Linked DNA regions of Mus musculus: all the other regions are linked to region 2. The links are chromatin loops, found by intact Hi-C in ENCODE. Cell type or tissue: left cerebral cortex. All regions are shown on one strand. Links, peaks and the distances in the headings refer to the core of each region. The heading gives the core; the rest is flanking DNA. Region 1 overlaps Smg6 (Smg-6 homolog, nonsense mediated mRNA decay factor (C. elegans)). Region 2 has its middle 17 kb from the start of Gm35117. Region 3 holds the start of Rtn4rl1 (reticulon 4 receptor-like 1). Region 4 overlaps Rtn4rl1 (reticulon 4 receptor-like 1). Region 5 overlaps Smyd4 (SET and MYND domain containing 4). Region 6 overlaps Smg6 (Smg-6 homolog, nonsense mediated mRNA decay factor (C. elegans)). Region 7 overlaps Smg6 (Smg-6 homolog, nonsense mediated mRNA decay factor (C. elegans)).

The links. A loop is a pair of places that touch in the nucleus more often than their neighbours do. Peaks named below come from ENCODE experiments on the same cell type or tissue, not always from the same donor. Only the 100,000 strongest peaks of a DNase experiment are listed, where the experiment ranks them.
Region 1: a loop joins it to region 2, with 3 times the contacts of the local background. A loop is called at or near these places in 10 of 42 quality-filtered maps.
Region 3: it touches region 2 in a loop (6-fold over the local background); 41 of 42 quality-filtered maps call a loop at or near these places.
Region 4: it touches region 2 in a loop (2.1-fold over the local background); 7 of 42 quality-filtered maps call a loop at or near these places.
Region 5: it touches region 2 in a loop (5-fold over the local background); 3 of 42 quality-filtered maps call a loop at or near these places.
Region 6: a loop joins it to region 2, with 2.6 times the contacts of the local background. A loop is called at or near these places in 12 of 42 quality-filtered maps.
Region 7: it touches region 2 in a loop (2.9-fold over the local background); 10 of 42 quality-filtered maps call a loop at or near these places.

What each region holds. Positions count from the first base shown.
Region 1 is chr11:74,992,029-74,996,546 of GRCm38, reverse strand. All of the region lies in intron 10 of Smg6 (Smg-6 homolog, nonsense mediated mRNA decay factor (C. elegans)), which reads right to left. Among named protein-coding and RNA genes, the nearest start is that of Srr, 68 kb to the right of the region's middle. In left cerebral cortex, for the core only: a CTCF peak has its summit at 2,222; a DNase peak (open chromatin) is centred at 3,843; H3K27ac peaks cover 1,455 bases.
Region 2 is chr11:75,288,571-75,293,088 of GRCm38, reverse strand. It overlaps a transcript of Gm35117 not described here. Among named protein-coding and RNA genes, the nearest start is that of Gm35117, 17 kb to the right of the region's middle. In left cerebral cortex, for the core only: CTCF peaks have their summits at 501 and 1,983 (motif pointing right); DNase peaks (open chromatin) are centred at 1,226, 1,999, 2,812, 3,424 and 1 more place; H3K27ac peaks cover 3,078 bases.
Region 3 is chr11:75,190,597-75,195,014 of GRCm38, reverse strand. Rtn4rl1 (reticulon 4 receptor-like 1) reads right to left here and starts at 1,022. Exons shown (of 2, transcript NM_177708.5): 1 at 721-1,022. The coding sequence starts at 733. In left cerebral cortex, for the core only: a CTCF peak has its summit at 2,063 (motif pointing left); DNase peaks (open chromatin) are centred at 537, 1,207, 2,040, 2,962 and 1 more place; H3K4me3 peaks cover 1,992 bases; H3K27ac peaks cover 1,981 bases.
Region 4 is chr11:75,229,970-75,233,969 of GRCm38, reverse strand. All of the region lies in intron 1 of Rtn4rl1 (reticulon 4 receptor-like 1), which reads right to left. Among named protein-coding and RNA genes, the nearest start is that of Gm35169, 14 kb to the left of the region's middle. In left cerebral cortex, for the core only: a CTCF peak has its summit at 1,992 (motif pointing right); DNase peaks (open chromatin) are centred at 1,984 and 2,522.
Region 5 is chr11:75,395,585-75,400,102 of GRCm38, reverse strand. It overlaps Smyd4 (SET and MYND domain containing 4), which reads right to left. Exons shown (of 11, transcript NM_001102611.1): 6 at 320-502. Among named protein-coding and RNA genes, the nearest start is that of Serpinf1, 25 kb to the left of the region's middle. In left cerebral cortex, for the core only: no CTCF peak of the experiment used is centred there; DNase peaks (open chromatin) are centred at 597 and 2,384; H3K27ac peaks cover 1,346 bases.
Region 6 is chr11:74,979,821-74,984,338 of GRCm38, reverse strand. Smg6 (Smg-6 homolog, nonsense mediated mRNA decay factor (C. elegans)) reads right to left here. Exons shown (of 19, transcript NM_001002764.2): 9 at 2,426-2,487. Among named protein-coding and RNA genes, the nearest start is that of Srr, 56 kb to the right of the region's middle. In left cerebral cortex, for the core only: CTCF peaks have their summits at 2,721 (motif pointing left) and 3,649 (motif pointing right); a DNase peak (open chromatin) is centred at 2,719.
Region 7 is chr11:74,944,737-74,949,254 of GRCm38, reverse strand. It overlaps Smg6 (Smg-6 homolog, nonsense mediated mRNA decay factor (C. elegans)), which reads right to left. Exons shown (of 19, transcript NM_001002764.2): 7 at 3,623-3,733; 8 at 3,036-3,248. Among named protein-coding and RNA genes, the nearest start is that of Srr, 21 kb to the right of the region's middle. In left cerebral cortex, for the core only: a CTCF peak has its summit at 2,687; a DNase peak (open chromatin) is centred at 2,696.

The DNA of each region.
Region 1 (4,518 bases), core at 216-4,215, 300 kb after region 2:
AAACTGCTCTCTAAATTCTTATGTCTATACCCACAGACATAGATTAGTGTACATCTCATACCTCATTAGAGAAGTTTCTTTGTGCACTGGAGGGTTACAAAGAAACTTACATGGGGTCAAAGTGGAGAGAATATATGTGAGTGGAGTGTTCCGTCACAAATAAGACATCTATATTACACCCTCTGTCAAGATACAAGGGGCAAGATTTAAATAAGCTGTCAGAGAGGACAACAGCAAAACAGCATCTTCTGGACATTACAGAACTACTGCACTCATGAACTCACAACAGCTGTGTGTAACTGCACAAGATTTATAAACAATCAAGGCAGTCGACAGTCTAACATAAAGAGAAAAGGGGTTTACAAACCAACCCCTAATTATCAAGGAGCCATGGACTACTGACAGCTTCTGTGGGATAAAGACTCAATTTTCTTTAAAGGTGTGGTGTTTGGTAGGTGAACCAGACTCAATGGTACAGCACTCCTAGGATTTAGGAGTCTGATTTCTGTAAATTCAAAGCTAGCAAGAGCTAGTTCCAGGACAGCAAAGGATACACAAAGAAACACTGTCTCAAATTGCAAACAACAACAAAAGATACAAAGTTGGGGGAATACGAAGGTAGAGAATAGAAACAGGAAGAGTGGGGGTAAATATGATCAAAATATAGTATATGAAATATACAAAATATAGTATTTGATATATAGTTCTTATATAAATTTAAACTTTGTAAATAATTTTTTCCTCTTGAAATAGGCCTTTATTTCTTTTTTAAAAGATGTAATTATTTTTATTTTATATGTATAGGTATTTTGCCTTCATGCATACATATGTGCACCATATATATCCCTGGTGCCATGGGTCCCCTGGAATTCGAGTTATATATAATTGTGAGCTGCCATGTGGTGCTAGGAATTGAACCTAAGTCCTCTAGAAGAGCACCCAGTGCTCTTAATCTCTGAGCCATTTCTCCAGCCCCATATACTTTTAACAAACAAAAAAGCCCCATTAAAAAGTCTAACAAACCAAGCTTTAAATATATATTTGGGGCTAGGAATTTGGCTCAATGATAAAGAGTTTACCTAGATGTGCTAGGACCTGAATTGAGTGCCAACACTGAAGAACAAGTTAAGTAAATAAATTGAGGAAAAACAATGGAAAAGGTGGCTGCAAACCTTGCTTCCAAAATTTCCCTAAACAGTATTTCTCCTTTAGTGTAAGTCTTTGGCAGAGAAAAAGATGCCAAATTGAGAATTAAATGGCAACTTAAACTAAATGCAGACTTAGCATAATCTTGTCTGCCAATGGGATATTGCACTCTTCATGATACCAACCAGCTATGGGCACTAAGACACACTGTTATCTTCAGGTAAACAAAGAGCATCTCCTTAATAGAGATGCTAAGAGTAAGCTTAATTTTATTGGCATGACTGAACTTCCTCATTTAACTTTTCACTACAGTTTCTCTTTCCTCAGCCTAAAGCAGTAGATTCATTCTGAAAACAAGAGAGACACTGGAACTCAGAACTGGAAAAAAAGGTGAGTCCCTGACCCCTCTACTTCTGTCACTCTTCTTTTCCAGAAACTTCAGCAACAGCCATATTCAGGTTGCCAAGGGAAAGGAGTCTGGCTAAACAGCCTGCCTCCCCAAGTCTAGCCCTTATGAAAGGTGGATTTCCTTTGTACAACTGTTCTGTCAAGCAGAGGGTCTGCCACGTCATACATTCTGCTTGAGTAAAAGACTTAAAAGTAACTTGGACGAGAGAACAAATTGTTCTTCCCAAAAGTCTTAGAACTTCTCAACCATAGTCACCTCCCATATATTATTAATGGCATGAAGAAGCTCATGCCTATAGGTTAAACTGTTAGTGCCAGGTAGACAGCTGTAGTTCTCAATTCCCCCAAGACACCTAGGTGTCACTTCCTCTATTTCCTGCAATTCGGGAATATTAATAACATAAAGTATGTATATGCTAGGTATAGTGGTCCATACCTGTCATCCTAGTACTCAGGAGGTGGTGTAGGAGTATTTCTTGAAACAAGCCTGGGCTACAGAATGAGATGCAGTCTCAAAAAACAGAAACCAAACCAAACCAAAAGCAAACATGAAGGATCATGAAATGAAAGCCAGTCTGACTCTGCCCAATTCTAACTCCTAGATGTTCCCTTAGAGCAAGCAACATGAACACACACACACTCACAAAGTGTCTCTTGGGTGCCCTCTTGCTGCTACTAGGGCTCTTCCGCAGGACTGAAATGGAGTCATACTCTATGAACAAATAGAGAAGGGAAAAGAAAAGGCCAGGGCACAGAAAAGGGAAGTTATTCCAATGGTGGCCAATGAGTAATATCCAGTGATTTATAGGAAATATAATCCAATAATATAGTAAAATAAAACAGTGTGCCTGAGATGGTTTTGATTTCAAAAATTATAAATCATATTTTTAAAAAGAGTGGGGGCACCGAGTGGAAGTCCAGATTGGAATAAATTGGGCACAGATGGGGGATGCAAAGAGGTTTCCATGATGCCCTACCACAAATGTTGCTTCAGTTACTTGTCCTCGAGAAACTAGTTTTATTTCCTTAAGTTACATTTTTTTTTTAAATTAAAGTTCTTGAAGTACTTGTGGTTAAATTCAACAATTTACCTTTTAGCTTCTTACCAGCTACCCAAATGGCTACTGAAGTATTAAATACTGAGATACAGGAAGAAGGCCTTTTCTCCTTTTAGGCTCTGAATGCTACAGACATTGTGACATCACTCGAGGAACCAGCCATTTAGCTACCAACTTTGAAGATTAGCCAAGCAAGGCACACAGCTTTCCTAGAGCCATGGCCTTCAACTTCTTGCATTCAACATACATGCATTCAATAAATACCTGTGTCTAATGAATACCAGCCTAAGGACCCCCAAATATCCCATCCTGACCTCAAATGTAGCTGTCTCCAATCATCTCGTAGAGAGTGCTAGGATTCCAAGCTGACTCTAATACCACAGGGGTAGGATCTTGCATAGGGCTCATGATCAAGGAAGTTAGTATCTCCAAAACCTAATGCAGGGGAGGACACCATTCTCTCTACCACAGTTTTGCCCCCCTACTTTGTCTCCTACCATATCCAAAGCTTGTAAATATTTCAAGTCTACAATAAAAGCTTATTTAAAAAGTAAATACCATAAAATGTTAGCAAGCACATTATGTATACCCTGGCCTACTGTAGTAGAAGGTAGTTCTTGAAAAGGGAACACAAAACACAAGAATGACCTATGATAGTACTGCAGGACTGGGGGCCATCAGCAAAGAACACACTTTTTAAGGAAGCTCTGTTGCTCTCCAAATCATAATTCTGACCCCACATCTATGGAAATGGCTCTGACAAGGACAAAGGATCTAACATCTTTCTGGGCTACAAGATCACCTCTGCTTCAGGCTGGAATGCTCTTCTCCAGAGAATCCAGGAACTGACATATGTAAACACCCACCCAGAAGGACATATCCAAGAGGGAATGGAAAGAAAAATGATGGTCCAGATGTTCTGTAACTTGCAATGACTGCCAAATCACCGTGGACCCAAAGCACCTGGGAGGCCAGGCTGTGTCAGGCCTTACTTCCTGGTTTCAGACAGCCAGGGTCCTGTGGCTAGGTGGTGACTGTGACAGCCTGCAGACTAGATGGGAGAGAACCCGTTAGAAGGGCACCAGCTGACAGAACTTGGGGGCTGAACACACAGAGCTTGATTTATCACTTCCTTACTCATAAAAATGTGATTCAAAGTGCTGCTGATTAGTGAAGGACTTAAATCGTTACCCTCTCCCCAGCCCTCTTCTCTCTCCACCCCCGGCACAGATGCTGCTACTCAGCCACAACACCCCCTTCTTGCCACTGTCCGTGCAAGCACAGCACAGGGGCCCAGAGAAGATGACTCATGTGCTGGGAAATGGAAAAGTGCATCTTCCCACCAACCAGCCCTGCTGAGTGCTCTGTTCACCCCTATCCCAATGGCAGCCCACACAGTGGGGTCTGGATGGCCGCCTCAGCTGCACACCGGGTACTTGGCAGCACGTCCGCAGAGCTCTGTGTCCCAGTTGAGTGTTATATCCTGTGGCCTGGGTTGTTTTTCCCTGAACCACCCTTGGAGCCTGTGACCACCTCAGCTCAGGCTCCTCTTGCCTCATGGAGGTGAGAGCCAGGGCAAGGGCAGTACAGGGAGTGGGGCTATAGGCCTTTACTTGTCATTCCTGACTAGAGGATCCACCTCATGACCAACTACAGAAAAGTGCTACAAAAGTATCTTGGCCTCAAATACGCAAGAGTCCTCTATCCTTTATCTTCCTTTCACCCATATTTTCTTTCTTTTTTTCTTTTATTGGATATTTTCTTTATTTATATTTCAAATTTTACCCCCTTCCTAGGTCTCCCCCTGCCCCCTAGAAATCTCCTATCCCATTCTCTCTCCCCCCTGCCTCTATAAGGGTGCTCCCCTACCCACCCACCAACTCCCACCTTTCCGCCCTGGCATTCC
Region 2 (4,518 bases), core at 316-4,315:
ACAAGCTTCACGCTGGGCTGCTCATTTCCTTTGGACAAAGATAGACCGGCTCCCTCTCTTGTTGATGGAATGAAAATTCTCTTGCATTATGGCTCATGTGATAACTTGGGTGGCGGTGGTGTGGGATAATGAAGAGTCTCTTAATGGCTCTAGTTAAACCCGGTAATATCACTCTGTCAAACTTCAGCTGACTGTGGGAATCCAACCTACTTTTATATTCCTAAATGTCTAAAAACCCGCCATGGGCATCTTCAAAGCGCTAATAAGGAGGCAGCCCTCATCTGTCTATTTCTGGGAGTGTACCTATAAACCAGTGCTCATTTCTTGATCCCAGAATTGTGCCTCTTCCGACTGCAGCTCCCCAGCCCAAGGTTAGCTTCTGCCCACAGGCTTGGCTGCAGAAATGGTTTCAGCCACATCACCCATCTCAGGCTTCTAGCCACTGGCATGCTGGTTTAGCACCCCCAAAGGAAGAGAACTCATTTTATTCTGGAAAAGGGGGAAATGAATTTGCTTCAGGAACTGCCTAGGCCTAATTACTCTGCAAGCAGGGTTTGCTGGGGAAAGCGCATGTGCACATGTCTGCCGGTGTGTGCATGCCTGTGCCTGAGCTGCAGGGCACGTGCTCTCTCAGTGATGGCGGCTGTGCGCCGCTCATGTTGGTCTACCTCTCTCACACACCTTAGGATGACTGGTGGACCTGACCACCTTGCAAACCCAGAAAACTCACCACATTGGCTCCCAGATGAAGATGTAGCCAAGTGGGGTGGGACGATCAAGGATATTTGTCTATATATTTGGACCAATCAGAAAATGGGGGCCACGAATTGAAGAAGAGGAAATGGGAATGAGGGAGGAAGACTCGGGAGGGAAAGAGGTCATTCTAGCCTAAATTAAATAATGCAGATGAGAATTATGAACACGGATAAGAGCAATAATTCGGCAGCCAGAACTACAAGACCCTGACAAACGGCTCTCTGGAGAAACGGGCCGCCTCCTCGCCTGGAAGTCAGGGATGGGGGTCTCTCCACCAACCCAGGGCTGGAGGCAGCGCCTGTGGCTGCCTGATTTAGCCTGGAAGTTAAAATCGCTGAAGCAGTTTATAGAAACACCAGAGTGAGCTGCAGCGCACAATCAGTAGGCAGGATCCAAGATGATGGCATAAATGTTTCAAATGTGCTCAGGGTAATTAGTTTTGAATTACCATGTGCATATTTTAAACATTTAAATGATCATCCCAGGTTTTCGAAAACAGTTTCACAAAGCTTGATGTCGCTCCCCCTCCCGGAGCGGCCTCCCCACGGGAGAGCATAGTGCGACTGTGCTGGGACTGAGCCAAGTGAAGAGAGCTCTTCTGCGGCTCCAGCCGGGATTGGTGAGCGGCGGGAGCCTCACTAAACCCTCGGATAAAGGCGGATTAGGCCTCAGCCCTGGGTCTTGGTGCAGCTGGCTCGCCCTGGCCGTTCCTTCCTCTAGCCAATGTCAGCTGTGCCAGTTTTCCAAAATGATTGGTTCAGTCTTTAAGTTTTCTATTGTGCATGAAAATGCAGTTCCATTTTGGGTACACACACACACACACACACACACCCTCCGTTTCTCTGCCTCTGCCTTATTTTATGAATCCTTAGACTGCTGGGAAACTTGAAAATTTGACCAACCAAGTCGGAAATGAGTTTGGGTGGTTTTAAACAATGACCTTGTCCTCTGGTCACCGGGAGCCAAACTTCAGTCCTCCTGGTATGCAAATAGCAATTTCTAAATCCCTGATTCAAGAAAGCAGTGAGAAGGGCCGGAGATCCATGCTACCATCTGCTAGGACCTTACTTGCCTGTAACAGGAGTCCGAGAGTCTTTGAGAGCAATCCACTCTGGTATCTTACAGAGCCCCTTTCAACCTCCAGAGAGAAACTGTTTAAAGTCAGGTCTGTAACTTTAGGTACACAGCCACTAGGACAATGCCTCCCGACTGCTTTCTCTCCCTGCAATACAAGGTTTCTCCAGCAGGTGGAGCTGGGAGATAAAAACTATGAGCCTGTGCCGGGTTCCTTTGAGTAGGAGCTATCTCTGCTGAGATCCTGATTGAATGAAAATTGTTCATTATGCAAACTGTCTGGTTCAGTACACAGAGGCAGCCCCCAGGCGCAAACCCCAAGTAGTTGCTTTTTTTCCTCCCCAGATTAAAACATATGAACTGCTTTGATGTAATCTTATAACAAAGCCTAATAGAAATTTTATTTCTTCTGAAGTTTCCTGTCATTTCTTATTGCCCCCCTTCGTCTGTCCTATTAATACCCTTACAGTCAAGGATATGCTGCTCTGAGTCTAGACTGTATCTGCGGATGAGAACAGTGTGTTTTCCTCTACAATGGATTGAGGTATTTAAATATAGCTACACTGCTTTGGATATGTTTAATCTCCTGGTTTTTGCCCCCCACCCCTCACCACTATTGCTATTTATCATTTTAATGGAATGCTACAGAGTGGCACATTATGCAATGTGTTTAAATTGATAAATTATATTAGAAAAATATCGGATGGGGGTTCTTAATGGTAAGTGGGTTTTTGTGGAAATATTTCCTCATTAGTAGTTCAGCTCCTTGCAGGGTAGAAATTCTAAGGATTTGGGAATAAGCTATATTTATGACCTATTTGGCTAATTAAAATTAAAGCATAATTTTAGCATGAAGTTCCTGCAAGACTTTGCAGAGAGGGTGGAGAAAGAAACTTGCCCAAATCCTGTTACTTTTAAATGTCAGTTGCCATAACAACTTCGCATGAGCCATATTTTTTTTTTTTTACTTGAACATTCCTTTTAGGATTCGGTTGCTATAATAATTTGCCTCGGCTCTTTTTAGGAGGCATATTTTCCTATTTTCCTTTTGTGATCATTTCAAAGCTCTCATTACTGTAACAACAAAAAAAATGACCATGTAAACCTCAACTCTCCATTTTTCCATGTGCAGGCCCAGAGTGGTCCCCAAAATAGAAATGTGGTCTATGGAGAATTCCTTTCTAGAGCAAGCTCTCCAGACCAGGGGGCAAAGCAGAGCTCTAGGGATCCATTGTTGCTGGAGCCAGCTCCTTCTGGCTAGGAATGATTAAGCCCACAGATTTGTTTTTGTTTTTTGTTTTTTTTTGTTTTTTTTTTCTTTTTGAGACAGCATCTCATTCTATAGCTCAGGCTGGGCTCAACACAAAATCCCCCTGCCTCTGCCATCTGAGTGCTGAGAGCATCGCTGGCATGAGCCACCACATCCGAGCAGGTTTATAAAAAATGTTTCATATGTATGAGTGTTTTGCCTGCGTGTATGTTTGCACCACATGTGTTCTTGGTGCCTGAGAAAACCAGAGAGGGCAACAGATTCCCCTCTAGGACTTGAATTATAGACAGCTTTGAGCCACCATGAAAATGTTAGGAACGGAATCTGGGTCCTCTGAAAGAGCAGCTAGTGCTCTTAACTGCTGAGCTATTTCTCCAGCCCCCTCAACAGAATTTTTTTAAAGCATGACTTTTTTTTAAAGCATGTCTGTCCTCTAGGGCTTGGGGCTCTGATGGGTATTGAACTTAGGATTCCACACATGCTGGACCAGCACTTGCCTTTGAGTTGACATTAACCTGGTGCCCCAGGCATTTTGCATTAGACAAGGACCAGACCAAACCTCTCAAAAAAGGATGAGTTCTTCTACCTCTGAAGACCCACTGACATGGTGGTTGGCAGAGCCAGTGGTATTTGATCACGGAATGGAACAATGCCCAAAGTCCTTACAGCAGAGTAAAGTCCAGCACCCTTCTCTCTCCAATTTGGCTGCTAACCTTAATTAGACACTAAGACCTTGGAAAAGCACCTGTGACTGAGGCCTGTTCTGGCCACAGGCACACTAGAGTGGATGAGCCCTGCCAGCCCTCCAGACTCTGCAGGACAGCTGTCACTGCTGTGGTCTGAAGAAAGGGAAAGACGTTTCATTTCCAGGTTTGTGGCTCCACCTCTGAGGTGGAACCTGGCTGCTCCTGCTGGCCTCCTGTGTCCCTGGCCAAATCTGTAATCAAGTCTGGGCAGCTTTGGTGGCACACTGGGCAGCTTTGGTGGCACACTGGGCAGCTTTGGTGGCACACTGGGCAGCTTTGGTGGCACACTGGCTCTTTCCGTGTTCATATCAGGGTTATCTATCTCCCTCGCCTGCCTTTTCCCCTCCCTTCCCAACGATGGTAGATTTTGAGTGGCCATTCCTTTGATTTATTTATTTTTAACATTTATCCACTTAGTGTGTGTGTGTATACACATTCATGCGTGGGCTGTGGCATGTGCGTGGAGTTCAAGCGTCATTTCTCTCCTTCCACCATAAGCTCAAGGGACCAAACTCAGGTCATCAAACTTGGCAGCAAATGACTCAGCACAGCGAAGCATCTCCCCGGCCCCTCTTGTTTCGTTTTGTTAAGACAAAACTTCATGTTGCCCAAGCTAGCTTTGAACTTACTGTAAGTGCAAGGATAACTCTGAACTTCTGGTCTCCCTGTGCA
Region 3 (4,418 bases), core at 1-4,000, 98 kb after region 2:
TCCTGCTGCCGGGGAGTCTGGCGAGGTGGTCACCGAGCCAGCGCCCGTTAAGTTGAACCTGGCTCTGGCCGCGCACACTGCCAACATGGCCTTGGCGGTTGCGTCCCTCTGATCCAGGCATTAGGAAAGTTTAAGGAACCGGACTTCTGGCACTTGACACTCCCCACCCTCGGTCGCTAAATGCTCAGGGCTGGTCCCCGGGGATAAGGGTAGGATGCTGGGAAGATGCCTGCGTTCCGGCGCGCCTCCGGAGTTAGGAACGGTGGTGAACGCCGGGGCCGCGCGGTGACTGACCGCTGCCTGCACCCAAGCGCGGGTTGTACTCAGTGCTGAAGCAGCAGAAGCAGGGGCGGGTGCCTGCGCAGGGGATGGAGCCTGCAAGTGCAAAACTTTATAATGGAGAGGCAAAGGTCCCAGGAGGACAGCTCCCTTTTTATCAAAGGTTTCTCACTCTGGTCTCTGAACCCTCAAGACAGATCCCTGAGGCCTGGCCACTCGATCCATGAACAAACCCCATGAACAAACCCCATGTCTCTCAACAGGCCACCAACGGGAGCTCAGCTCCAGCAGCAGGCGCACGGCGGGTGCCTGTGACAAAAGCCAGCCATCTAGCAGGGGGCTGCTTCCGGGACCCATTTCCCTGGCGTTCGACGGCTCCCGGGGCTTGTTGCTCGGCCCGGTTCCATGCAACTCCAACTTGCCCCTGAGGTTCCAACTCACCTTTGCGAAGCATGTTGGCCGCGGGGCCGCCGCTCCGAGGTCGGCCTAGGCGCGCTCCCTCCTGGGGTCCAGATTCAAATCCCTGGGCGCCAGCTGCAGCTAATCCGAGCGCGTCGAGGCGGGGGCAAGCCGGGAATCCGCTTGTGCCCGGCGGCCCGGTCCCGCAGGGGCATGGTGAGCCCAAACCCGGTGCTCAGGGCACCGGCGCCTGCTAGCAACCGCGGCGCTGCCAACCAACGCGGTGCGCTCGCTCAGCCCCGGGCGAGTGGCTTGCTCCGCCGAGCCGGCGGCCTGATTCTGCCGCCCCAAACACTTTGCAGGCGGTTTTGAGGGGGGACGCCGCCCCCTAGCCGGCCAGCCGATGTCCCCTCTTCCCCGCCCCCTCGGGCAGCGGCTGCTGCAAAAGGGCGCTCGTACGCACAGCCTAGCTCCGGGAAAGCGCCCGGCGCGCGTTTGCAGGACCGAGCGATCCGCCGAGCGGGGCGCCTCCCTTCCTCCCCCCGGCTTCCCCCACCTCTCTTCCTCCTCCCTCCCTCCCTCGCTCTTCAGCTCCCTCCCTCCCGCTCCGTTCCCCGCCCCCGCTCACGGAGCGCCTCCCATACAAAATTTATGAAAGTGCTCTCAGCTCGCGGTGCGGAGCGCCGTCCTATTCCCAGGGCAGCGGCGCTCAGCCGTGCGGCGCCGCCTTCCAAGGTGTTTTCGCTGCACCTGCCCCCGGGGATGATCCTCGGCCCGCGTCCGTCCAAGTACCTGCCCCAGTCATCCGCGGGTCGTCCGGCCACTGTAATCGCCCTCCCCGGCCCCGCAGGCTTCTCCGAGCACGCACCCGCAGCCCAGCCCCCGCCTGTTTGCCCTTCGCTGCTGGAGGTCATCAAGAGAAGCGGCTGGAACAGTGTACCGGCCCTGAGCCCCGATGACAAGTCCAACACCCTTGCCCCGTCTCCTCTCTGACCCGCGTCCCTTCCTTCCTGTGAGGCTCGACGGCTCTTCCCTGCCCAGAACTGCTCCGGCGACATAGCCTTCCCCCCACCCCGCCCGCCCATCCAGAGTTCCAAGACACTGTTCTTTGGGGGGAGATGTGCGGGACAGCTAGCATTTGGGGATGTCCAGTTGAAAATCGTATAAAGAACTATGGGAGTTCAGGTGGGCTATCTCTGGCTGGAAGGCCTCCCCGGTCCCCTTTAGTCCTACACAGACCCCACCCATGAGAGGATTCTCCAAACAGGGAGGAGGTACCGCCTGAAAAGCCGGTCGGTCCTGCAAGGGCCCTTTGGGCCAAGTGTGGAGAAGGTTCAAGCCAGCAGAGATCCTAGGTGGAGGCCGGCACCCCCTACTGGCCCGGGATAAGAAGGACTCCCTAAGAGGAAAAAGACTGGGCCAGGTCACTCGTTGAACATATTAGAGTTTTATGTATTACACTATGTGGAAATTCAGCCAGTGAAAAAGAGAAGGTCCCTGTCCTCCTTGAGTTTATACTCTAATAGGACAAAAAGAGAAAAGTTCAGATGATGGAAGTGTCTGGAAGAAAGACAAAGAGGGTGTTGCTCTGGAGCTGATCCGGGATGCGAGTGGGGGATGGGGTGGAAGTGGAGCTAATGTGACAGCTGCCATCTAACCAGAGATCTAAGTTCTCTGTGGAGTAAACTTGGAGGGGTGATCAGAAGTCAGAAGCAAGGCCATTATCACTGGCACGAATACAGATACTCAGAACCCTAAGGTCCCGGCCCCTGGTTTGAGCTGAGTGTGAGGGAGAATCAGACCTGATTCTCCCTCAGAAAGTCTGGGTTCAACAGGTGGAGCAGAGAGGACACCTGGAAAGGAAAGACTGCACAAATGTTTGAAGTAACCTTGTTTAGAACATTCTTCAGCTTGGTCCTTCTAGGGTTGGGAACACAAAGTGAGGTATTCCTTAGTTCCTGCCAGCTGCAGGAACCTGCACCACCTGAGCCCTGGCAAACTAAACTCTTAGAACAGAGCTGTGGAGACACAAAACTAAGGCCCAGAGAGGCTAGCTGACTTGCTCAGCAGCATCCAGTAATCAGTACTAAACTGTGGGCCAGGATGAGGGCTTTGCTATTCACTTTCCCACCTTCCCGTGCCGCCTCCCCATGAACCCCTTGCCCCATCGACTCCAATGTATTGGGCAGACTTGGGCGGTGTGAGTGTGAGAAGCAGTTATTTTGGGATTTAGGAGGGCTGGATGTTGACTTGGAGTCCAGCCAGGGAATGGGGGTGGCTGTTGGTGGGTGTTGTGGTGTAATGGGGGAGGGGGTTGCATTGAGCCTGCCTTCTCATCAGGCAGTAATTACTCAGACTGCTGAGTAACTCAGGAAGGGGGACCCTCACTGGACAGATGGAAGTGTCCTCAGCCCAAGCTGATTGACAGTTACCACTGTCCTGCTCGGCAAGGTCTTAGGGACACAGTCACGATGGTTTTGCACTGCAGCCTTTATCCTGTATCATCTGGTTTCCTAAGTGGGGGCAGGGCTGCTCACATGTGACAGAAGCTATACAGCAATGTTGGGAGACGGTGGTGCATACCTCTGATCAGGTAAAGGCCCCAGGAGATGAGAGGGCTGCTGGGGAGAAGCCATTGGGCCATTGGCACCAATCTTTCCACTATAGAACTTGAAGTGAAAGCTAGAACAGAAGGTGCCCACGGACAGACTAGGCTTTGGTATGCTGAGGTGGCAGAGTGGGCTCCAGAATGCACTGAGGGGTAGGGATGTCTAGAGAGGCTGGGAGACACAGGAAGCCCAGGCTGGACTCTTATTAAGGTGAACCATTGTTCCTTGATGAGCACACTCTGGGTCAAGCTATATCTGTCTTAAGAGTTGCAGAGACTGAAGGGGCATCGACCCTTTCCATCGCTTCCCTTGGCTGCTCACTCCCAGTCTGCCTTCCTCTCTCCTCTGAGCAGCCTCCCAGGCAAGGCAGGTACCTGGCTGCTTGTTTTTACATCTCTCAGCACCTTAATTAGGGGTTTCCAAGCAGGGAGGGCCTCCAGGGGAGCCTGAGGCCACAGAGCTGTCTTAAAGGGACAGCTGTGCTCACCACTGCAGAAAGAGGAGGATGGGAGTGGGGGTTCAGAGTGCTGGTGACCATGCTGCAGAAGGCTGAGGGTAAGCCCGCAGGTGCTTTGTTCTGCCAAAGGTCAAGGCTGTCTTGTTGACTGCTCTGCCTTCTCTTTGGGGGTCCCAGGAGTGCTGTCCACTGATCAGGAAAAAGGCTATAGCCTGAAGGACAGACTAGAGAGGGCAAGACCCAGGAGGTTTAGGGAATTGAGGCCTTAGGCTGCCCTATCCTTCCAAGAAAGCCTTTTCAGTTTCCAGCTTTTCCCTTGAGTACCGGCATCCTCCATGTCGACCCTTTACACTCTGGGTACATAGAAATTCACACTAAGCTCTCAGCTTGGTAGCTGGGCTGGTAGGCGTTAAGGCCCCATCTTGCTGGGACAGCAGAGGTCTCTGAGGTAGAGAATGTGCCCATGTGAGCTGACAGACTACACTTTACAAGGAAAGAAACGGGGTGCAACAGGAAGGCCTGGTAGGTCGCAGAACACCTTTAGGCACACTCATCCGGGAGTAACAGCTTTGAACTAGGTTAGAGAAGAGCGTGAGAGCAAGGGGGACCACTAGGAGACGCTGAGAGGCTTGAGAGTCCAGACCTTTTGTACCAACCGGTGCCCATTGCAGCAC
Region 4 (4,000 bases), core at 1-4,000, 59 kb after region 2:
TTGAGAGGAGGAGAATTAGAATTTCAGGCCATCCTGGGCTATGGAGCAAGACACATCTCAAACATGGCTGAGGATGTAGTTCAGTCAGTAGAATGATTGTCTGGTATGCAGGAAGCCCTGGGTTGTATCTTCAGCATAAAAGTGGGCATAGTAGCATGCCCCTGTAAATCTAGCACTCAGGGGCTGGAGGGTCGGCTCAGTGGTTAAGAACACTTGTCATTCTTGCAAAGGATCTGGGTTTGAGTCCCAGGACCCACATGGAGGCTCAACATTTCCACCAGGCACCAGTCATGTATGGTCCATAGGCATACAATTCAGGCAAGGTACTCATTCACAGAAAATAAAATAAATCTAATAATAAACAAGTAATACATGAATAAATAAGTGAAAAAAAATTCCTAGCACTCCTAAGTGGAGGCAGGGGGATCAGACCGTCCTCAGCTACATAGCAGTGAGGACATCTAAGCTTCCTGAGGCCCTGTTTCCAAAAAAGGGAGGGGGAAGGGATGAGATGGCTCAGTGGGCAAAGGGGCTTGCCACCACACTTGATGACCTGAGTTCCCTCCTTAGACTCTACCTCCAGACACATGTACACACGTCACAAATACACACACAGACACACAGACACACGCACAAAGTAAAAAGCCAGACATGATGGTTTACAACTATAACTTCAGAATTTAGAAGACTGAGACAGAAGAATTGCGGTGAGTTCCAGGAAAGCCTGGACTATAGAGAGAGACAGGGTGTCAAAAACAAAACAAAAATCCACACCAGGCTGTGTATGTAGCTTGGCTGGTGGGGGGCTTATCAAGCACACACAAAGCCCAGGTTTCAATCTCTAGCATAAAGCAGACGTGGCAGCACATACTTATAAGCATTTAGGAGGTGGAGGCAGGAGGATTGGAAGTTCTAGATTAGGGGCTGGAGAGATGGCTCAGAAGTTAAAAGTACTGACTGCTCTTCCAGAGGACCCAAGTTCCGTTTCTAGCACACATATGTGGCTTGTGGCTCATAAGTGACTTCTGTTCCAGGAGAATCCAGTGCCCCTTTCTGGCCTCTGCAGGCCCCAGGCACACATATGGTGCACAGACATACATGCAGACAAAACACTACCCATGCACATAAAACAAAAATTAATAAAAGAAGTTCTGGATTATTCTCAGCAGCTACACAAGTTTGAGGCCAGCCTGGAATGCATGAGCGTGTCTCAAACAGCAAAGTGAAAATAAATATAAACAAAAGATTAATTAGTGGGTTAGCTAATTACATAGGTTCCCTGGTGAGGGGTGGGGTGGATGGCTCCTCCTTCCCTAGCTGCTTTCTGGAGCCACTCCAGCTCCCTGGGAATCTTCCATCCAGGGCACAGACCAGAACTTACAAGGGCGAGTGATGAATCAGATTCTGTTTTGGTGATTTCTCTTTGTTAGCAGATAGGATGGTCCCGGGTCATCTCCTGCTGTCTCACCTGCATGGTGACTAACCAGAGCCCATCCTGAAAACTCTATTACGTCTTATCCTGACCATGCTTCCAGAAAGGAGACTCAAGATGCCAGAAAAGAGGCTGGAGAAACCTTTCAAGATAATAAGAGTAAAGCTTTGCAGTGCCGACCCCAGGGCCAGCTTTGTGCCCTGCACCACGCCTGTAGGACCCCAAACTCAAGAGCCCAGCAAGTGCTTGTCACCACCATTTTCTAGCCAGCAAACTCGAAGCCACAGGTGCCTGCAATCAGGAAGTGGCAACCCCACAGAGCTAGATCAAATCCTTTGTCTCAGCTTCTTGCTCCCAATAGTGTTTTTCTCGCCTGGCACATAGCTGCAACCCAACAAATACCAGGAGGAGGAAGAGGAGGAGGAAGGCAGGTAGATGGGCAGTCCACAGCCTCCACGCCCTCTAGCCTCCATCTCCCAGGGAATTTGTCCAAAGCCTGGCGGGGGAGTTTTGGGACAGCAGTTGTCTCAAATACATGGCCCTACTTTGGATGCCCTGTAGGGGGCGCTCACCTCCTCTTGCACAGAGGTGGATACAGCTCCCGGGGCAGCCCTGAAAGTAGATGAGTATAGCCAATAGTTGAGCGGGAGGAACGGGAAAGAGGGTATATTAACAGGAATCAGAGACAAACCTCAGGGAGAGGTCAGCACCAGGTCCCCTTTGTGAGCTCCTTGGGGGAGAGGCGGAGGGTGGGGGTGGGGATTTTCCACAGTTCTGTCTCAATCTCCAAACAGCCTGCAACCAGAAAACTGGGCAAACATCTAATGGGGATGACACAGTAAGCCCCGTGAGGCCATTTGGTGAGAGCTATACTGAGACCCCATGTACCCATAGAGTCTTTGTTCAGTAATGTCACGTTATAAAACGATTACATTGTTCTTCCCAAGGCCTTTTACCTAACTCAGGACTCATGGTTTACTAGGCTCTTTCATAAAAGCAACACACACACACACACACACACACACACACACACACATACACACACACACACACACACACATATTCACCACCACCACCACCACCCCACACGCGCACCATTTTTAGACTTCATGAAATCTGGATCTGGCCAAAATGCCCAGATCTGGAAATTCCTTTTCCAAATAGAGGCCCACACCCTCCCATTCCCTGGATGGTGGTTGTGAGCTCTGTTCTCTGGACAGAGCAGCAAGAATTGGGTTAGAATAAGGGTTGTCAGGAGACCCTAAAACCAAGGAAATCCAGATCATGTGTTTCAGCCAGGAGGTAAGAGGGCATGGGAGGCGGCTCCCCACCCCTGACAGTGGACCCTTTGAGAGCCTGAAGGCTGTGGTTTCTACAGTATACCTGCACTCAGAACAGAGTTCTAGGGCTCTATACTTCTTTGATTGACTTGAATTTGAGTCTCACTGTATAACCCTGGCTAACGTGGAACTTGCTGTGTAGACAAGGCTGTTCTTTGTTTGTTTGTTTGTTTCTTGAGACAGGGTTTCTCTGTGTAGCCCTGGCTGTCCTGGAACTCACTTTGTAGACCAGGATTGGCCTCGAACTCAGAAATCTGCCTGCCTCTGCCTCCCGAGTGCTGGGATTAAAGGCGTGCGCCACCATGCCCGGCTTGACGAGGCTGTTCTTAAACTCACAAAAATCTGCCTGCCTCCGTCTCCCAACTTCTGGGACTAAAGCCATCATATTTGGTTTATTTTAGTTGTTTTTTGGGTTTTTTGTTTGTTTGTTTGTTGGTTGGTTGGTTTTGACAAGGTCTCTTATAGCTTGGGCTGGCTATAAACTTGACATGTAGCCAAGGGTGACCTTAAACCCCTGGGCCTTGTGCCTTTACTTCCAAAGTACTGATGGTTAAGCATGTGCCGCCACACCCAGTAATGGTGTATCCCAGGCTGGTCCCTGATTCCTGTTTCTCAGTGTCTGCCTACTGTGTGCACCACCTCAGTTGGTTCTAGGGAACTATGGACTCCTGAGATAGATCATCTGGGCTTGTGGGCGTCACAGAATCAAGACCAAGGTCAAGGCCTGGTTTCGGTGGCACCATTGACAGTCAAGAGAGGGACTTTCCCAGCTTCTAAGTCCGTTCACTTTTCTAAACCTGTACTGGGTTTTTTCATTAGGAGTCTTCTGAGTTCCTCCCAACTCAGGAGTCCTGATAATTCCCGTGGCCTTCATCTTCTATGGTCCGAAGTCTCCCTCAGGCCCATGGACCTGAGGGCAGTGTGTGTGTCAGTCTGTCAGACTTGCTTCTCAACTCTCCCAGAGGCCGCTGGGCCAAGTTACTCTTTTCTCTTTTACAGTTCCAGACCCTTTCTCCTTTGGCGAAGGTTCAGGGTAAGTGGTGGGACCTGGCTTTGAACCTGAGTCTGTTGGACTAAGCAAGTAAGACTTTTTTACCATCAGACACTCATTCACCTGTATGTCTACTCCACAGTCACGGCCCCTCCTTCTCACACCCACTGTCAACTCGGTCTTAAAAAATGACATGGGTCTCTGCCACCACCTTTGTACCTGTTGGCCAGAAGCCAC
Region 5 (4,518 bases), core at 310-4,309, 110 kb before region 2:
AAACAACAAAACACGGGTGAAAGTGGATACGTTTCCAAGCTGCTGGGGCAGGAAGAAAGAAGCCAAGAAAGTGCTCCTCGCTCATTTTCAGGATAGGCTGTCTACAAGGCATGGAGGGATATGGCTCACTGCCCTCAACGGGCTTTTTTATTACAGCCAGAAGACCTTTTTTATTGGCCCAAGGATGCATTGCCCTTTCCAGGAAAGACTCAGAGGATGAGTAGAGGCACTGGGCCCATATCTGCTGATTCCTGTCCCCTTATCCTTTTCATGTGAGGTGTGAGGCACAGCAGGGTAGTGGAAAGAAAGGCTGGCTCACCATAGCAGTGCAGAATCTCCTGTCCTTTTGCGATCCTCTGTGCTGCCCGGACGGTGGCGACAGTGCCAGTGAAGGACACACTGGTGTTGGGCCTGCAGGAGTGGTTCAGGAGGCTGACAACAGGGAAGATGCCTGTGGCAAGGCGTATCTGCCTGCTGTTGGTAATGATGCTCTCGTTAGACCCTGGAAGTGCAAGAACAGAAGGAAATGTGCGTCAGGACATTTGTCCCGTCCTTGTCATCTATTCCCCAGAAGATGAACTGAGCAGCTGGGCCTGAAGCCCATCTGAGTCATGGCTCTGCAGCCGGATCCGACAGAAATCAGATGGAACATGACTCATCGCAAACTCTGGTCCCCAGGAAGCAAAGTGAATGAGCACACACCGAAGCCTAACCATTATGTCTGTGTGCCACTCAAAACCCCAAGACTAGAATTTATAAAAAAAATAATCAAAAAGGGATTACCAGTGGGGTGCTTTCTAGACAGTTTCATAATACTTGTAGGACGCAGAAGCATAGCACTCCTAAGATTATCTCCCCACGATGTTTGAAGTCTAGGTGCTTTGGTTCAACTGCTCTTTGGTTGGCTACTAGAACGAGCATCCTGTCAGTGTAGCTCAGTTTATTTACTTACGCACCTTAAGTGTGTGCAAAACCCCGCAGCCTTCTTCATCCTACCCTTTGTCTAAAATTTTTGGAAACTGCTCTGCAGTCTCAGGTAAGCAAACCGTCTGTCCATGTTTTATTGAAGGTAGTCACTGCTCTGAAATCTCAGAGAAGCAAACTGTCTGTGCATGTTTTATTGAAGGTAGTCTTATGCCTCAGACAACCTCTTTTGTAGTACAGTCAGCTAGCACGACAACTGCAAGGAAGGAAGAAAGGGGCCTCTAGGCAGTGATGCCGGTCTCTATGAACTTCCATTCACACATATGTGAGTTCCTCATACCATGTGCACGGCTATGCTTAGTTAGGTTAGATTTCTGTTGCTATGGCAAAACTCTATTTTAAAAAAAGCAAAGGAAAGGTATGCTGAGGGATGCATGCTTGTAATTCTAACATTTGAGAGGCTGGGAAGAGAGGCTCAGCCTGGGCCATATAACTGATCTTGGCTTAAACAAAACCAAAAAAACCCCCCAAAAAACAGGCAGCAAAAGATGAGTTGGTTAACAAAAGTTAACAGTGGTCAAGGCGCTGGCAAGTGGACCTGGGAGACATGTAAGACCCAAGCTCTAACAGCCTACCTGCTCTTTAAACAAAATGCTAACTGATTTGGTTATGGAGTTTCTCAGGCCAAAGAAGTTCAGAAGCAGAGATCCTCCACGCGGGGAACACACAGCAGGGTTTTCTGGCAGTGGCAGGATAGTGATAGACCAGAGGAGGCAGAAAACAACTGTGTGAAACACAACAGCCTTGGGGCACACAAAAGGCCATCCCCACTCCAGGTTCATCACACACGCAACATTTCATTTAACTAGAGGCTTCTAACTGCATACCTACGAGGTCTTTGTAATAGACAAACATATGCCAGAAATAGGTATGATACATGTAAGATCGGCTACCTAGAAAGGCTTAAATTATGATCACAGCTTCGGTTTAAGCAGGAGGGAAATAATATTTCCAATAATCTGGGTGAAATGTGCAAAACACTGACTCTTAAAGGCAAACGGTTTTGTAAAAAAGTGGGAAACGATCAGACAACTGTGGTGTCACTGTCCGCGTGCCAGGAATCCTAACTAACCGCTTATCAGAAGTAACTAGTCTGGATACAAATGTAATGAACAAAGGAAACACCACGAACCATCATGTGAAAATGTTCGACAAAGGAAAAAATTAAATATAAGAACTATGTTGTCTCTCTGCAGACAATCCTATTATCTGTTGCTATGGGGGACAGGGACAGGGCATGTAAATACAATTCACAGGGAATCCAAATGACTCAATTTTAGTCAATAATTCTACAAACTGCATTAACATCTTTCATCAGAGCTTCTCTAAGTGCTTAGCTGGTTTGAGTGCCTGTCCGCCCCTCCAAAGCCTACCTTCTGGAACATGTGCTAATGAGCACTGAGAACGGTTAAAGGTAGGCAGCAGGAAGGAGCCGTGCAGGCACCAACAATTTGTCGTCTGAATAATCAGCGTCTGCATAATTAAAAGTTGACTTGCATTCTCAACTACTGATAACTGGCAGGCTCTATTAGAACAGTTGCTAAAATTTTCTCAGAAAAAAATGACTGCAACACAGTGAGTAATGTCAGCTTCGTGAGTTATTTATAGATTCTCCTCCGGCAGAGGAAGGCTCAGGAACTGAGTAGGGTGCTGGTGTCAGAGTTGAATGTCTCTCTAATTATTTCTAAAAAATTGAGTATTGATTTTTAAAAATTACTCAATATTTCGCATTAGTCACCTATTAGTGGATAATAGGAAGAGAGAATATGTATGTACCATATCAGCTGCAGTTAATAGGTGACATTTTGCATATAAAAATGAGTGATTCTTTAGCAAAAGTGTACCTTGGATTGAAGTGTCCCTGGCGCATTTCAAATGGGATTTAAGTAAAAGAAAAACAATAGAAGGACTCATTCGTACTTCCAGGACATAGCTACCTGGTAAGTGCTCTGCAAAATGAGAAGAGTGAATAGTTATCTGGTAATCAAGGGAAAGCCAAGGGCAGTTAGCTAGCTCAGGACCACTTAGAGCCTGAGCAAGGCTTGTTAAGACAGGAATCCTGTTACAACACAGATGTGCCCTTCCCACAGGGACAGAACCACGCACACCTGTACTGTGGCCTGGACACTCATCAGTGGCCAGACCTACTCCCTGAGATGGGAACAGAGAGAGGCTTTTGAGGAACTTTGATTAAAAAGAATTTATGCAAAGATAATAAGATATGTTCTCATAGTTCTTTGTCAAAGTCTATCCTAGTTAACACTGTAATCCTTCTTCTGTGCCATTAATGAAACAGCTGCTAATGAAATTCAATGAGAACACTCAACTGGGAGGTGTTGGAACCCAGGGAAACAATAAAAAGGGATATAACAAGATCAGAACTACGAATAGACTGAAACAGAATCAGATGGTAGGGAAAAAAGGAAGCTAACATTGCTGGTGGCACGTAATTGGTACTGCTCACCTGGAGGGCAAATCTGAGGTATGTATCAAGTGCCTTGAAAATGTTCATATGAAAATATTCTTAGCACTTAGCTTGTTTCTATTATTAAAAAACTAATTAAAATTACAAAAAGAATACATGGTAGTTATGTAAAAATTAGAAACTGAAAATTACAGAGAGGAGGACAGTTATTTAAAATACAATTAGGCAGGGCCAGTGGTTTTGTCATACTGTCTTTGCAGTGGCCCCTTCTAGTTCTATGTATGAAATTATTACTGTTGTTATTATTTGGACAGGATCTTGTTATGTAGACTAAGCTGGCCTTGAGCTCACCATCCTCCTGCCTCTGCCTCAGGCTCATGAGTGCTGAGATTGTAAGCTTGAGACTGATGTCCATATGGAAATTTTTACATAATTTATGGCAAGGGCACATGGTGATTTGTAAGCACTTCTTTTTATATTATATGCCATGGCCATTTTTTTTTTTAAATCTAAAATGCATTATAAATGTATTAAAAAAAAAAGAAAACCAGCCAGGCAATGGTGGCGCATGCCTTTAATCCCACCACTTGGGAGGCAGAGGCAGAGGCAGGTGGATTTCTGAGTTCGAGGCCAGCCTGGTCTACAAAGTGAGTTCCAGGACAGCCAGGGCCATACAGAGAAACCCTGTCTCAAAACAAAACAAAACAAACAAAAAAAGAAAACCAACTATATTAGTTATAGTTTCTGTTGTTGACATATAACATCATAACCAAAAACTATGTGGGGAGGAAAGGGTTTATTTCCTCTTACAACTCTCATGTGACATGCCTTCACTGAGGGAAGTCAAGGTAGGAACCTGAGACAGAAACTAAAGCAGAAGCCATTGAGGACTACTGCTTTGTGGTTTGTTCAGCCTGTGTTTTTATATACCCCAGGCCATCTGCCCAGGGTGACACCATCCTCGGTGACTTTCCACATCAATCATTAGTGAGACATACCTACATGCCAATCTTATGAAGGCATCTTCTAATTTAAGATTCCTTTTTCCAAGACATGCCTAGGTTTGTAACAGGTTAACAAAAACTAATCATGATATCAACAAAATGATA
Region 6 (4,518 bases), core at 298-4,297, 310 kb after region 2:
CCCCAGATTTGTTCCAAAGTATCTGTGCTTAAATATGAGAATTTTAAAAGAGAAATAAAATATAATTAACATTAATGATTTTAAAAATATATATATTAAAGAATATATATATGATGTATATTTTTATCATACATTCTGAAGTAAGACTTATAACAGCTTTTCACTTCCATGTTTCTGATGAAGACGACACATTTAAAACCATAGGTATCCACAAGGGGCACTCTGCCCCCCAAGGAACATTTGCCTGGAGACAGTTCTAATCACAACTTGGGAGTAGAGTATGTGACTGTCATGTATAGAAATGTGCTACAAACATACAGGCTCTCAAAAGCTCAAAATGTCAATAGTTTGGAAGTTGGTGAACTTGGACACTGACAAAATGGTCTAGGGAACGCCGGGCAGTGGTGGCGCAAGCCTTTAATCCCAGCACTCGGGAGGCAGAGGCAGGCGGATTTCTGAGCTCGAGGCCAGCCTGGTCTATAGAGTGAGTTCCAGGACAGCCAGAGCTACACAGAGAAACCCTGTCTCGAAAACCCAAAAAAAAAAAAAAAAAAAAAAAAAAAAGATCTAGGGAAGTCTAAATGACAAGCAAGCACAAGAGGAAAGGGGAAAGCAGGTATGGGTATGTGAGTGTGAGTATAAGCCTGGCATTTAGGAGGTGGCCACAAGAAGGATCAGAACTTCACACATAGCCTGAGCTACATGATGGGGACAGGGGTGGGGCAGGGGAAAGGAAAGGAGGAACAAAGAAGGAAACAGGAGTTTCAGAGTTGAGTGCAAGGTAGGAAGAGAAAGGTGAAAACTGGCAACCATAGAAGCTAGCTAACAGGGAGGCACCAGCTTATTTTAATTGTGCATTTAGTACTTCCTGTTCTCTCACCAGTCTATACTGAACATGTCGGCTACCACCATTACTGCAGCTCTGCACTCACTGATGACCAGCTGAAGTCTACTGGAACCTTTTGGAATACCAGTTACTTTTCTCTGGCCATTTCCAATCTGTCTTTTTCTTAGAATGTTTATTTTTTCATCCACACAACTGTTAAATGAGCACTCAGGATGCAGCTGAGTTAGACAAAGCTTCTTCCACTGGAGCATATGCTGATGGTGCTAGGGAGAACTTAGAAGCAACTAACATACACAGTTTATTTTTCCCAAATAAATTACTCCACACTTATTTCAGATGGTAGAGATTTTTATCTTTTGGCACTTCTCCGATGATCCCAAGTCACTTCAGAATCTAAAATATCCTTAAAATGGCCCTGAGTATCACTCTTGCCCAAAATGATGCCAGAGGAATATAATGTGAAGCACACTTTCACTCACAATCAACAGGGCAATGGCTTTTCAAGCAGGACACAAAGTCTTCCATCATCTTAAAAAAGTAAACACAAAGTATATGGAAGCCGACCTGACTCCTGTCTCCCTGCAGAAAACCTATATAATTACAGGGAACCTTACAAGTTCATGGCATTGAAGAAAAAGGAAAATGCCATAACAGGAGATTTGCAATGTGAAGCCAATCACCTCTAAGGGCAGCTCACAATAAAACCAATATTCAAAAAAGATTGAAAGCCAACAGGAACCCAAGCACAGTGGTACTCTTGGGAATTCCAGCACTTGGAAAGCTGAGGCAGGAAAGTTGCCAAGTTCTAACCCAGCCTGGGCTACACAGAAGAGACCTTGTCTCAAAAACCCAAAGCCAATTGAGCAGTGCACCTTTATAGAAGGGATGCTGCTTCTTCACATTGATGTCCCTTACCCAAGGAGGCCCTGCACAGAGACACTCAGCACACATCTCCTCTGACACTGAAGGCACTGTGCAGCTTTTATATTGCCAGGAAAACTCTTCTGATGCCCAAGAGGAACATTCAAACTCTTCCCAGGAACTCAAGGGAGAAAGCCCTAAGGCTTTGCACACACTGCCTTCCCTGGGGCTTACAGAGATTTACTGAGATCAGCAATGTGGCACAAGGGACTGAGTGCATAGGAAGTTGGATGGGTCAGAAGAACACAGAGGAAGGAAAATGTTACTCTGTTATTGAGGAAAGATTAGGAGATAATTTTTCCCCAAGGAGGACCCCTGGAAGCTGCACCCAAGGATGTAGCACGACTATCTCAGACTTCCTGGGAGTTAAGCAGGAAGACAGAGTCAACAGAACCCAGGAGGACAAGAAGAGGGGACTGGGAAAGACTGTCCTAAAAGAATGGCTTTAGAAAAGAAAGGGAAAAAAAGGAAAGACAAAGATAGTGATATATCTCAAATTTTATGAACACAGTAGGAAAGAGAATGAAGAGAAGGTGGAGGCCTCTAAGAATTCACACCCTGTGCCCTCAGTTACAAACACAGGCTAGTTGCTAACAATATTAAATTCCAAAATGACTTGTAATGTAGGGAAATAAAATAAACATCCTGCACACTTACCCAATCCGGGTAAACAGCTTCCCATGGGCATGGAGAAAACTGAGGATGAACCTTTTGTTCAGCTGCATGGGAAAAAGGGAGAGGAGAAAACAATTAACTTTCCCCAGTTTCCTGTTACTGAATACAGTCCCCAGTGACACAATAACCTGGCCAGGGTCTAAAGGGGTGGGCACTGGGGATGGGAACCAAATGGACATGCCCAAACTCTCACACAGACCCAGGGCACATGCCCAACAGCTGCCTTCCAGCTGAGCCAGGATAACACAAGACTCAGTGAGTGGACAGCACCCTCTGCTGGCAGTGGCACCCTTGTGCAGACATGGAAGCCGTGAATCTGAACTGAGCAGGTTTACAGAGGGTGATGTCTCTTCCTCTCTATAGGATGAGAAGCCACTCCTGGCTCCGTAATAACTGAAATTAAATTCTGACAGAGATAGAGTAACAACAACTTTAGAGAAATTCCTGATCGTACTTATGAACTGTTTTTCTACCTATGTAGGAAAGCAGGCCTCTGACAGCTAAGGTTAAGGTATTTATCACTAAGGCGGCTCTTCCAATACTTTACTGACTTGAAATTGGAGTTCAGTTCTGAATCTGGAGCTGAAGATTAGGGTATCTACAGAGGACAGGCATAAAGTAGGTTGGTGGTGACAACAGGAACCTCTGACTGTTACTCTCTAGTCCCAACAAATGTTCTATGTAGAACCAAGCTGGGAAATGAAATATGGGTTGTTGTTTTGTTTTGTTTTGTTTTGTTTTTAATGTAAAGTGCTCTGGCTTTTTTTTTTTAAAGATTTATTTATTTATTATATGTAAGTACATTGTAGCTGTCAATTATGGATGAGCCACCATGTGGTTGCTGGGATTTGAACTCAGGACCTTTAGAGGAGCAGTCAGTGCTCTTAACCGCTGAGCCATCTCACCAGCCCGCTCTGGCTTTTTAAGTACTAGATACAAATAAAAAATATTTAACATTAGCTAAGTTCCGAATTCAATTGTTAGCCACATGTAGCCTATGAGCCACCAGTTTGCAATCTTGAATCAAAGATTCTACAAAATCTTTCTCAATCTAAACTGAGATAATTCCTTTGGGAAAATAAAGAGAGGGCTGGGGAGTAAAATTGAACTCCAAAGGAAGAAGAGACAATTAAAAAAAAAGATTTATTTGCATTATGTATATGAGTATGCTGTAGCTGTCTTCACACACACCAGAAGAGGGCGGTGGATCCCATTACAGATGGTTGTGAGTCATCAAGTGGTTGCTGGGAATTGAACTCAGGGCCTCTGAAGAGCAGTCGATACTGAGCCATCTCTGCAGCCCCAAGCAGGGAAATTTCAAGACTCAATATCACTATCTCCCCGATGTCCTAGAAACAGTACCCTGTGGTCTGCCAGGAGGGAGGGCTGAAGTTGTTGCCTGCTGCTGAGAGTGGTGCTGCACACAACCCAGCAGGCCGTGGGAGGCAGGTGGATCTCGGAGGCGAAGGCAAGCTTATTCTATAGAGAGCTCCAGGAGAAGCAGGGCTACACAGTGAGACCTTGCCTCAAGACTTTTTTTAAAATTTTAAAGAAATTTTTATTTCAAGTGGGGAATTAACTAGTGGATCAGCAAGATGGCTTGCAGGTAAAGGCACTTGACTCCAAGCCTGGCAATCCGAGTTCAATCTCCAAGACCCACATGGTAGAAGAGGAGGAGCAACTCCCACATGTTCCTCTCTGATCTCCAGATGTACACTCGAGCCCACACACATACATGGACTAAACAAACAGATAAATAAATGTAAAAAAATAAAAGCAAAGAGGATAAAACTATTAGAATAAGGAACAAATTCAATAGCCCTGGGTAGTATACCCCCAAAGAATAAAAACTACTGGGTCATCAGTCTGCAGAACACACCACCAATAAAATTATGGCAGTTCTCTATCTTTTATACAGAAATGAGATGCAGCAATGATTTCAACATCAAACTTGGTGAATAAAGCTTCCATTTTTATTTTTGCCTTTAGTGCATTAATTACACTGAACAGCAATTAAAGAGCTAAATGATGTACATGTAGTTTAAAAGCTCAAGCTAGTTACAGCATGCTTTATC
Region 7 (4,518 bases), core at 331-4,330, 340 kb after region 2:
ACATAAAGACTAATAAAGCAATAGAATCCGTGACAGCTTACTTGCTGAAGATTTATTCACTGAGACGTACATTATAAAACCAGAGTTGCATAACTACTACTCCTCATTTTCAGTGGCAGAACTGAGTTTCAAGTAAGTGACTATGTATGTAGGTAAGTGTTCTACCAAACAAAAGACATTTCTACAAAAGATTAGTTATATCTGTATAAGATATGTCCCCCAATTATGAGGCCAAAAATCAAAGAAAGCCACAAAATCTTTTTTCAAACTGTCTTTTGCTTTCATTTTAAAAATACTTGAGAGCTGGTGGGATGGCTCAGTGAGTAAAGGGCCTTGCTGTGCAAGCTGGTTTTAATTCCTGGAACCCACCTAAGGGTGGGTGGGAAGAGAGAACTGAGTCCACAATTTGCCCTGACTGCCATTTGAAGGCCATGGTATGTGGGCCCACAGATATCTTGTATGGATACATATAGACACAATAATAAATAAAGTGAAAAAAATTAAACAATATAGTCCTACCCAGAAAGACAACATGTTTGTTAGTTAAACAGGCTTTCAGTTTAGACTGTAATATCCAAAGCAGCCAAAGCAACAGTGAGGGATACTAACTGCAGGAATCAAAACAAATTGCTAGAACACACATTAACACACGGGGCCCCCATGTACACTAAGGCACACACCAGAAGTGGGAGGTTTCATTATCAATTATTACTTCCCAAGTCATCCACAAAGACAGTTACAGAATAGGAAGGAAATAGGAAGACAAATGGAAATTTTAAATTAAACCCAAAAGAATTAGACATAATAACTCATACCTGTAATTTGGTACCCAGAAGTCAGAGGCAGAAGGGTTGTCATGAATTAAAGGCCAGGGGGCTACAGTATGAGATGCTGTCTCAAAAACAATAAAAAAAAGAAAATGAATGAATGAATGTACACCATGATACATGTGTGGACGTCTGAAGACAACTAATGAGGGTCAGTTCTCTCCTTCCACTATGTGGGTCCCAGGAATCAAACTCAAATTACAAGATTGGGCTCTAGGCACCTTTACCCACTGAGCCATCATGCCAACTATCTGTTCTTAACTTGGAAGAAATGATTCAACTCTCATGGTATCATTATTATCTAGCAAGATGCTTTCAAAATTAGTCCCTTTCAGGACTAGGAATGCAGTTTAATAATAGATAGTATTTGCCTACCAAGCACATACCCTTGGATTCCATCTCCAGCCCCCAAACAAGAAATATTCCTTGATCCAAACCACTCTCCTCAATTTCAGTCACCTGTTATCATCTGAGTATCATTACTTCAATGTCCTACACAATGACAAATGCAACAGCTCTAAAATTAAACTCATTATCATTGCCCTAAAACTTGGTCTACCATTATAGTCCACCTTATGAAACTGACCACTAACTACTTGGTTTTGTTTTGCTTAGGGGAACAGTCCTGTAGGGTTTTGTTGTTAATGTTGTTTGAGAGGATCTCATACAATAGCTCATAATAGCCTAGAACTTACTAGGTAACAGTATAGCCTTATATTTGTGCTTAATCCCCCTGCACAGCTGCCCAAGGACAAGGCTTACAGGTATGGTCACTTGGCAATACCCCTTCAATTTCTTTCTTTCTTTCTTTTTTTTTTTTTTTTTAAGATTTATTTATTATATGTAAGTACACTCTAGCTGTCTTCAGATGCACCAGAAGAGGGAGTCAGATCTCATTATGGATGGTTGTGAGCCACCATGTGGTTACTGGGATTTGAACTAAGGACCTTCAGAAGAGCAGTCAGTGCCCTTAACCTCTGAGTCATCTCTCTAGCGCCACCCCTTCAATTTCTAAACCAGAAACCTAGGTGCTACTCTTGACTCTCTTCTCTCTGAGCTCCCCCCATCTAACCAAGCTCTTTGGACACATATCTTTCCATCTCTGAAACCACTTATTGATTCAAATCCTTCTATAACTAATTTGAATTCCTGTCACTGAACCTTTTTTCCCATGTTCTTTCTCCCTAAGCTCCGGAATCTGAGATGGCTAGTCCATTCTACTTCCTTCCTCTCTAGCTAAACTTCCATTCATTCTTCACACTTAAACTGACAAATGACTACTGTGATCGCAGAAAATCAGGTACATACCCCTAAACAAAGTCCAGCACACTTAAGCCTAACTACCTGCTCACTCTATTAAAATGCTACCTTGAAAACAAGGGAAGATGCTATTTTCTGAATCATTAGCCTGGCACACTCTAAGTCATAAGAGGTTACCTCATAAAAGGCTTGGAGATGGTGAGATGGCTCAGAGGGTAAGAGCAATGGCTATTCTTGCAATTCCCAGCACCTATACATTGGCTCAAAAACCTCTTTAACTCCAGATAACAAGGGATCTGACCCCATCTGACCCCCTCCATAGACTCTTATGTAGTGCATATACATAATGCAAGCAAAACATTCATGCATAAAAAATAAACAAATCTAAATAAATAAATAATAAATCACAAAACAGATTAATCATCCTACCCATGTTGCTTTAGTTCATACTCCAAATAGAAAGCTATTCAAGATTAAATACATTATCTCAGCAAAGTACAAAATCTCAGCAAATTCTCATACAAATTGGTGATGCCCAACTCAAAACAGTAAAACAATTTCTAACTCTACATTTACTAAATTCTACAGTGCCACATAGTGGTAAATAAGGGAAGCACATGCCAAAGATAAAGGGATCTGTGAGAACCAAGGAGGCATAAGGGAACCTAAAGTTAGTGGGTCGTACTCTCCAGAGTAAGTGGGGGTGCTAGGCATGGTGGCTCACCCCTATATGAGCAAGTCAGATAAGAGGATTGTCACAAGTTAGAGGCCAGTCTGGGCTACACCGTAAGTTCCAGGCTTACCCGGTATAGAGAACAAGATCCTTTTTCTTTAAATAAATCGATAAATGTCTTAAAGCTGGGACCTGTCTATGCCTCAGCCCCAGCTTGCACGACCTGAGGCAGCCAGACTCTAGTCTGGCTCACTGCATCATTCTCAGGAACTTACATCACTGGGACTCAGGCTGCCCAGACCATTCTCCTGCTCAGAATCCTTCCCAGACTCAGTGCCCTGGGCAGACCGAGAATGTGATGGATGAATCCAAATCTCCAGGCGAGTAGTGTCATCCCCAACATGCCGGAAAGTAGACTTCTTTCCTTTTCGCCACTTATCAGGGCTCATATCAAATTCCTCATGCTGCTTCTTTTCCATCTGTTCAGCCTATACAACAGACACACAAGCTCAGACTCTCCCAGTCAGCCAATGAAAAATTCCTCTATCATCTGTGTCTGCAGGCTAAAGACTATAAAAATCTAAGGATTCTGCTACAGTACCAAAGTAGCAGAGACCACCTCTGCTGCCATATAGATCATTAATTCTGTGAACTAGGTGCTGTGGAACAGGTACGCTCTAAAGGCCCTGCAAGCCCTCCTGAAGATTGATTTCAATATCCGTTCTTTGCAGGGGCCAACTGATAACCCGTCAGTGAAGCCCAGAGGGTCTATGTGAAGATGTGTTTCATCATCTCCTCACACTTCAGCCCAGAGGACATGCATTCTCCTAGGAAGGATAAGCCCACGTGCACTCTTACTTACCTTTCGTTTAGTCTCTTCAAATAAACTCATGAGACTCTCCTTGGCAGTCAGGATAGGGTTGCTGGCTGCTAAACTGCGCATATAGTAATATACAGCATCAAGCTTCCTCCTCTGTAGAAAGAAGAGATACTTGGTCAACTGTTTTGTTTTGGTTGGTTGGTTGGTTGGTTGGTTAGGTTTTTTTTCTCCCTTTAAAAAAATTTTTTTTTTAGATTTATTTATTTACTATATGTAAGTACACTGTAGCTATCTTCAGACACTCCAGAAGAGGGAGTTAAGAGTTCATTAGAGATGGTTATGAGCCACCAAGTGGTTGCTGGGATTTGAACTCAGGACCTCTGGAAGAGCAGTCGGTGCTCTTAACCACTGAGCCATCTCTCCAGCCCATTTTTCTCCCTTTTATAAAAAAAGTACTGGTGATTGAACTTAGGAATGTGTACATACAATGTACATACGATGCATATGCCCTACCATGAACTATAGTCCTAGTCTTTTTAAAAAGTTTACTTTGAGGCAGGGTCTCACTAAACTATCAATCTGGTAGCCAGGAACTTCTGTAATCCAAGCAGGCCTTGAACTTGTGACCCAGTAGCTGGATATCCACTTGTACCACCTGGCCAAGCTCAGCTTTCTTTCTGACACCAGAATACCCAGCTGATACAAGAAACACTTTATCTCTCCTGCCCTGTCCCTCCAACTGTAAAGGACTCCAGCAAGAAGCAGAAAGCAATCCACTCAAAAAGCTAAGGTAATCACACCAGGGAGGTTTCCACGGCCAGTATGGTTCTTCATCTTATATGCAGAGGTACTCTAAGAATCAAATATTCATATGGAAGAAAAGAGAACAAAGAAATCCCTTAAAATATAAACGCAATTATGTTTTGTTTTTTAGAGAA